Linked DNA regions of Homo sapiens: region 2 is linked to region 1. A link is a loop called in an ENCODE intact Hi-C map of the cell type or tissue named here. Cell type or tissue: Caco-2. All regions are shown on one strand.

The links. Peaks named below come from ENCODE experiments on the same cell type or tissue, not always from the same donor. Only the 100,000 strongest peaks of a DNase experiment are listed, where the experiment ranks them.
Region 2: it touches region 1 in a loop (9-fold over the local background); 1 of 110 quality-filtered maps calls a loop at or near these places.

The regions. Positions count from the first base shown.
Region 1 is chr11:95,280,810-95,284,809 of GRCh38, forward strand. No RefSeq gene overlaps it. Among named protein-coding and RNA genes, the nearest start is that of SESN3, 52 kb to the left of the region's middle. RefSeq lists a silencer at 1-10. In Caco-2, no CTCF peak of the experiment used is centred here; a DNase peak (open chromatin) is centred at 1,652.
Region 2 is chr11:95,486,335-95,490,334 of GRCh38, forward strand. No RefSeq gene overlaps it. Among named protein-coding and RNA genes, the nearest start is that of SESN3, 260 kb to the left of the region's middle. In Caco-2, no CTCF peak of the experiment used is centred here; DNase peaks (open chromatin) are centred at 1,337 and 1,837.

The DNA of each region.
Region 1 (4,000 bases):
TTTGCTTTGTTTCTCAGTTTTATGAACCGCTAGCAACATTGGTTCCCTCTAGAATTGTGTTAACTGTGCAAATGTGAACATCTGAAAACAATGAGTAGATGGCACCAAGGTCTCTCAGAGGCGCAATTACGTTAGATGCCCCTGATCTGGGAGTGTATATGACAGCCCCTCACTAGACTCACTACCTTCTGTTGAAAGTTCATGTCTTAAGAATTTATCTCCCTGTAAGATTGAGGGTTCTTTAAAGGCAGGGACCACATCTTAGCACCTAACATAGTGCCTGGCATGTAATAGAACCTCAATAAATGCTGGCTTCTGTTTTTTTCTGAGGACTGTATCTCTCCCAATGTACTTATACTGTATGTTAAATACATGAATCTGTACATACATTAGGAATGAAGTGCTGGTGCTCACACATGGATAAATTAGAAAATGATCAAACAATGATTCTCTGCTTGGGCTCTTTCCCTAAGAAAACAATGAGGAAAAAAATGAAAGAGGCTCTGAGAAGATTTTGGACATTGAAATCAGCAGCTTTGTATTTGAACTCCAACTTGCCATTTACTGGTCAGTTGGAAAGAGCTGGGTCAAGTTACTTAAAACATCTTAGATTCTGTTTTCTCATTTTTAAAGTGGGCATAATATGTATTATTATTTATGTACAGGCAAGTTTGTGTGAGATCAAGCACAGTGTCTAATAGGTAAGAGTTTCAATATTTATAGTTCTTGTCATTATCCTTGTTGGTCTCAGGATTTTGTGCCATTAAAAAAAAACAGTGATATAATTTTCTTATAAAACAAAATTCTGAGAAAGATGGGAGTGGGCTAGGCATTATAACATCATAATTAAGAGCAAATTTTGTTTCAAAATTGTGTCTCTAGCAAGTTAGGCCTCAATTTTCTTCTCTGTAAAATGGGGATAGTAACAACACCTGCCTTTATAAGCTTGGAGAGAATTTAACTAAAGAATGCCTGTATAGTACTTAGCAGCGTGGTGCCTGGTCCATAGAAAGTTCTCAATAAACAGTTATTATTAATAGTAGTCTCTCTCTTTCTCTCTCATATCCACACACCACTACCACTAAATCTATCAAATACCTTGTCTTTGCTTCAGCTGATTTTTATTCCATATGGACCAGTATGGTTCCACAGTGATTAATAAACAATACAGGGCAGGTGGAGAGAGAGACAGAAAGAGAGAAGTGTTTGTGTATGCATATAAGGGAGAAACATCTAAGGCTATTTCAAGATTCAAAATAACTGTTCCAGAGACCCTGGGCAAAAGCAGTGAAAAATCAAAGCAGCTAAATCCCCCCTCAATCCCAAACCAAGTGTTTACTCCTTAGCAAAACAAAGCTGCTGAAAGAGAATCAGCAGAACAAAAGCAGAGACTTGGAAAGTAACTTTGAGAGATATTGCAGAGAATTGTAAAGAAACTGTCCTTTCTAATCCCAGAGTTGCTGAAACTACAGAAAAGCTAGTAGAAATTAACCGTTTGTGTCACAGGCGGAGCACCATATGCTGCTCCCCTTCCCTGGAGAAAGAACAGCCAGCAATTGCTTCCCCATCCCCAGCAAGGCTGCTGAGCTCAGCCTGCACTCACTTGGGCTCTCTAATGAAATGCAATTGAACAAGCCAGGCCCCAGCATACTTAACCTTTGGACCACGGATGCCTACGTTTCTCTGGAGAAACAGCCAGTTGTGCTTGTCTTAGTGACTGTGATGCAACCACTGAAGGGAAAAGAAGGCTTATACCCACTACGATTTTGCAATGGCTCCAACAAAGAGCTTAAAGTATTTCAGATGCATTCAGAAATTAAACTCTGCTGGTCCTCCTGAGCCAGCATCTCTTCTGAATGCCAGAGGGACTGACAATGACAAAACCCAGACTCAACTGCTGATGCAGGCGTGGTGGTATTTGGGTTGTCTAGTCATGACAAGGCATAAACAAATCTCTTTGCCACTGTTTGCATGTGAAAAAATGGCATCTCATCAGACCACTTTCTACCCAGCTCCATTGGCAAGCTACCTCAATACCAACCCCCCGACCCCCGGAGTGGATCTTTGGGAAACTGGCCTTGAATATAGAACATGGAATTTTTTAAGAGAATAAATGTGCTCATTCTCTCTCTGGTTATACAAATATTTCTAGTCAAAGGTTGACTGACAGTAAGGGATTCAGGACAGTTGGACAAGAGGTTGGCTCCTGCTGACATCAATGAAAAGGGGCAGATCTCAGAGATGGGGTCTGACTTCGAAGGAAATGAAAAATGAGAGCTTGCTACAAAGACAGAATTTTTGTTTTAAGTAAGGTGCTTATAATACTTGCCTCTGGTGTGTACAGTGGGCCCCCACTTATCTGTGGGGGATAAATGTGTGGATGCTTCAAACTGCAGATGGTACTGAATCCTATATATATACTGTGTCAGTCACTCTGATAACTGAGATAGCTACTAAGTAACCAGAAGGTGAGTAGTGTGCACAGTATGGATACGCTGGACAAAAGGATGATCGTGTCCAGGATGGGAAGGTGTGAGATTTCACTGTGCTGTTCAGAAGGGCATGCAATTTAAAACTTGTAAATCGTTTCATTTCTGAAATTTTTTGTTTAATATTTTCTGAATGAAGTTGACTGCAGGTAACTGAAACCACAGATAAGGGGGAACTACTCTACTCTATAGATGATAAGAAAGGAACTGGATTTCTGTAACCTGGACAAGAGAAACTAAAGGGAAGAGCATGTGGCAGAGGGGCTGGAAAGAAGCAGTGGTGGAATTTTGTGACCATTTGCAAGGGAATGGAGGCTTACACATGGAGGATACTGGCCTCCACTTTGATTTGCTTTACTTCAAGTTCTGGGGTATGAGTTATAAAGAAATGGGTTCTCTGTGTAATTAAAAATGCCTAAGATTTTGCACCAGTGAGTCTGATTACGCAGAGTAAGAAAGTATTGCTCAATAAAAATTTGTTGAATTGAATGTTGCAATGGTTTGAATGAGTCCCTCAAAGTTCATGTGTTGGAAACTTAATCCCGAATGCAACAGTGTTGAAAGGTGGAACCTTTAAGCAGTGATGTGGTCATGAGGCTCTGCCGTCATGAATGGATTAAAGCAGGAGTGGGTTAGTTATCTTGGGAATGGATTCCTGATAAAAGAATGAGCTCAGCCCTCTTGCCCTCTCTCCCATGTGCTTTCTAGCCTCTCATGTTCTACTATAGGATGATACAACACAGAGGCCCTCACAAGATGGCAGCCCCTTGATCTTGGACTTCCCAGCCTCCAGAACTGTAAGAAATACATTTCTTTTCTTTATAAATGACCTAGTCTGTGGTATTTTGTTATTGTAACACAAATTGGACTGAGATAAATGCTCACATTTCCAGCCTCACATTTTTGTCACTGTGGCTGCGTAATGTGAGTCTCATTGTAACATGACTCACTGACAAACAAAATTATACACTGCTGCACCACCCACCTCAACACAATATTGCACACTGACAAAGCCTCTGATGAGGGAGTTCAGGCTGCTTGCAAACCCTACCTGTACAGGGGCCACCTTCACATCCGGTGAGTGGTAAAACAAATGAAATGATGACTGCATGACACAAAAACCTAGGTGGTCAGTCCCCAGTAGATCCCAAATAACCAGAAGATGATAACAAATTACCCTGAAAAGTGATGGATTACCTTTACTCTTGCCTTCCTGTCTTTAATAAAAATGTAATTATTTGCTTTCTCTCTCACTATGTAAATTTGGCTTAGTTAGGATTTTACCACTAGCTTCATATCACAAAACTAGGTTTTGATATGAGTAAAAAAGAAAAACTTGAAAGGAGAAAAGAGAACAGAGTGAGGACGAGGAGAAGAAGGAGTGGGGTAAGAACAACATAATTTAAATCAGAAAGCAAACAGCCTTAAGGAAGTCAGAACTACAATGAAGTTGGCTACTCACAAGCCAGAAGCCAGATTCTAGCCATCTACAAATAAAAAGGGGATTGTGG
Region 2 (4,000 bases), 210 kb after region 1:
ATGATCCCATGTAGAATTTCCATAACTTTAAACAGACTTCTATTAAATAGCATCAGTTGAATTTTATAATTGAGCACCCTGATTATGTTCACTTATTCATGGAAAATGTTCTCATTTTGATATTATCTCTTCTAAATCAAATCCAAAGTAAAACTTATTTTGTCTAGATTCATATATTTTGGGGCATAGGCTGGGTGTACATGCAGCTGTTGAAGCAGACTGTGGAGAGCAGGATATGATCATTTTGGCCACTTTCCCAAACTATCCCAATCACAGAGACTAAATGCCAGATGGAGAGGTGCAGTGGTCACGATGACAGGATCGCAGCTCAGTCAATCAGTGGGCATAACTGACATCCATCCAGCTTTGCCAGCTGGTGGGTGAGAAGAAGTATTAACATTTACAATAATGTTTCCTACATTTCCACAGCTCTGGTCCCCTGCCCCCAACATGTTCACATGGGTAGTCCAGTTCATTTCAGAGGTGCCCATCTCTAGATATTTCTGAGTTTTTTAAGGGGATTTATATGAGTAGCTAGAAAATCCCTTAGTACCCTAAATTGTATAGTCCTGGGAATGTTCACTGTTTCCTCAAGAGCCTTTATGGGAGGAGGAGTAGCCTGCCTTACCTTGAAGCGGAACCACTACTTATAGCATTCGTTCAAGACCTTCTGCTTTGGGAGACTGCCGCCACCCACCCACCGCCCCCCACCCCAAAACCCAACCGCTGGCGTTGCCCACCCATCCACTGCTCCCTCCAACCCCTAGCGTTGCTCTTGTCTATTGTTCACTTGTGTCTGCCCAGAGCCCTGCCTCCTTGTCCCGACACACAATGGTCCATGCAGCTGCCAGCCTCCTCTGAGCCACCTACTCTGGTCCTTCTTCCATCTGGGTGTCTGGTGATCTTTTTTTTTTTTTTCCACCCAATGAAAGAACTGACTTTTCTTTCTCGTGTTCCTCTCTCTCAGGGAACAATCCCAGAGCAGAGACGAATGGGGCACTGGCTGACAAGTTTCTCTTCTATTTAGTAAGTCTTCTCCTTCACAGAGCACAGCCTCATACAGTATTTAAACAACTTGCCCTAACACGTGAGTGCTGAGGGTATCAAAGGATGGACTTTGCTGAGTGAGGCTTGTTCAAGAACTTTCAGAATGCATGGCTTTCTGGTAAAGGTGGAGTAGAGAATTGAACCTCTGAGGCCAGTGTGTGGCTTCCCACTCTCTACTTGTTGAACTGAAGATGACTGAGCCTGCAAGTTAGAGGTTGCCTGACTTCTCTACCCAGTCACAGGTGAAACTAGGAGAGCAGTGAGGCATGGCTTGGGGGAAGCAGAGGAGTGAGGCAACAGCAGCTGAGTCTGAGCTTTGACTCAAAAGAGCCAACAAGTTGCACCGGTATTCATCATTCATTCACTCTGTGAATGTAGTCAGGATAACAATGGCATTTGCATCCCAGCAAGAGATTAAGTTATGAGAAACATGCTCCTCTAGGATGCCATTCTTTTACCCATTCATTCATTCATTTAGCTAGTATTTATTAAATGCCTACCTTGTGTCAGGGACTGTGGGAGTTCAGTCAGGCTGGTGGGAAAAATTTTAAAGATAGTTATAAGAAATAGACACAAACCTTCTTGGAAGGTGGAGGGGTTTGCTTAAACTCCAGTAATAGATCGGCTGAAGGCAGCCTAATCTTTACCTTAAGTAAATAGTTTAAAGTAGGTACAAAGGAATGTAAGGAAGTTTATCTAAATAGCTTGTTTACACATGTGGTCCTAAAACTAACCTTTGATCATTTGCGGGCAGGATGGCTGTCTCGGGGGTCGGGGGTCGGGGAGGGCAACCAGGTTAATTACCCTCTTGTGGTGTAGACTCAAAGCCTTTGTTTTTTAGTGTGTGCTGAATAAGTGCCAGCAGGGCCAGCTAGTTGTGGCTGCAGTTGTGACTCTTTACAGCACCCTCCTTGGTGTCTGTGAGTGGCCCAGACCCTCAGCCAGACAGGCAAAATATCTGCATCAGTGTATGTCTCTCATCCATCGCTGGGTCAGGGTCTGTGGGTAGAACCCCTGCAAGGGACATACATAGTGTGAATATATAGAGTATATATAGATAGATAGATGCTATAGACTGAATGTTTTATCCCCCTCTCTCCCACTAAACCCCCAATACGTATGTCAAAATATAATTCCCTAATGTGACTGTATTTGGAGATGGGATTTTGGAGAGGTAATTAGGTCATAAGAGCTCTGCATAGGATTAGATAATAGGACCAAAACCCTTATAAAAGAGACCCTAGAGAACTCACTTGGTCCCCTTCTGCCATGTAAGGGCACAGCAAAAAGACAGCCATCCCTGAACCATGAAGCAAGCCCTCACTAGACACTGAATCTGCTGGTACCTTGATCTTGGACTTCCCAGACTCCAGAACTATGAGAAGTATATTTCTTTTTTTTTATAAGCCACCAACCTGTGGTATTTTTGCTGTAGCAGCCCAAACATGCCAAAATAGCATACAGTAGACGGACATAGTATACAAAGCAAATACTTTACTTTCTCTGGAGCTGGATATTAAACAAACACACAGATAAATACATTCATACAGATTTTATGATGCTTATGAAGGAAAATAACAGGAGATAGTATAAAAAGGAAGTTAGGGTAGACCTCCCTGATGAACTATGATGCTACCTTATACTTATATAATGTTACTATGAGCTAGGCATACTTATTTCCTCTTGTAATCCTCAAGGAAACCTTATAACATACGTACTATTAATATCTCCGTTTTACAGATGAGGAAACCTACAAAGACGTTAATTAATAAGCCCAAGGTCATACAACCAGTAAATGGTAGACCCTGGACTTGAACCCAGTATTCGAAGCTTAAGAATGAGTAAGATTGAACCAGATGAAGAGTGTGTAGCTTTTCAAACAAAGAGAACAGTATGTGTGAAGGAGGCAGTGACAGCATGGGGCATTTTAGGAGGTGAAGAAGTCCAGTGATTGTAGTGACTGAGAGGACAATCACAAGACAAGAGGTAAACTGGGGCCAGATCATGTAACTTTTTTTCTTGCTTTTAAAAATTATAATTTACATAGAGTCAGAGTCACATTTTTAGTGTATAGCTTTGTGAGCTTCTATATGCCTGTATAGTCATGTAACCACCACTACAATTAAGATATAGAAGAGTATGAGAACCTCAAAAAATCCTTCAGTGTCCCTTTCTTAACAAAACTCCCCTTCACTTCCTCTTACGTGTCTTCTGACCCTATGATTTGGCCTTTACAAAAATGTTATAGAAAAGGGGTATATAATATGTAGCATTTTGAGTTTCCCTTCTTTCACTTGGTACAATGCATTTTTTTGTTTGTTTGTTTTTTGTTTTGTTTGTTTCTTGGATTCAGGGGGTACATGTGCAGGTTTGTTACATGGCTATATTGTGTGATGCTGAGGTTTGAGGTATGGATGGTCCCATCTCCCTGGTAGTGAGCATAGTACCAAATAGGTAGTTTTTATTTATTTTTTTTTTTTGAGACAAAGTCACACTCTGTTGCCCAAGCTGGAGTGTAGTGGCGTGATCTCAGCTTACTGCAACCTCCACCTGCTGGGTTCAAGAGATTCTCCTGCCTCAGCCTCTCGAGTAGCTCTGACTACAGGCATGCGCCACCATGCCTGGCTAATTTTTTTTTTTTTGTATTTTTAGTAGAGACGGGGTTTCGCCATGTTGGCCAGGCTGGTCTTGAACTCCTGACCACGTGATCTCACCACCTCGGCCTCCCAAAGTGCTGGGATTACAGGTGTGAGCCACCACACCCAGCCCCAAGTAGGTAGTTTTTCAATGCATGCTCCTTTCCCTCCCAACTATTGCTCCCATATTTTTGTCCATGTGTATTCAATATTTAGCTCCCACTTATAAATGAGAACATGTGGTACTTGGTTTTCTGTTTCTAAGTTAATTTGCTTAGGATAATGGCCACCAGTTGCATCTACGTTGCTGCAAAGGG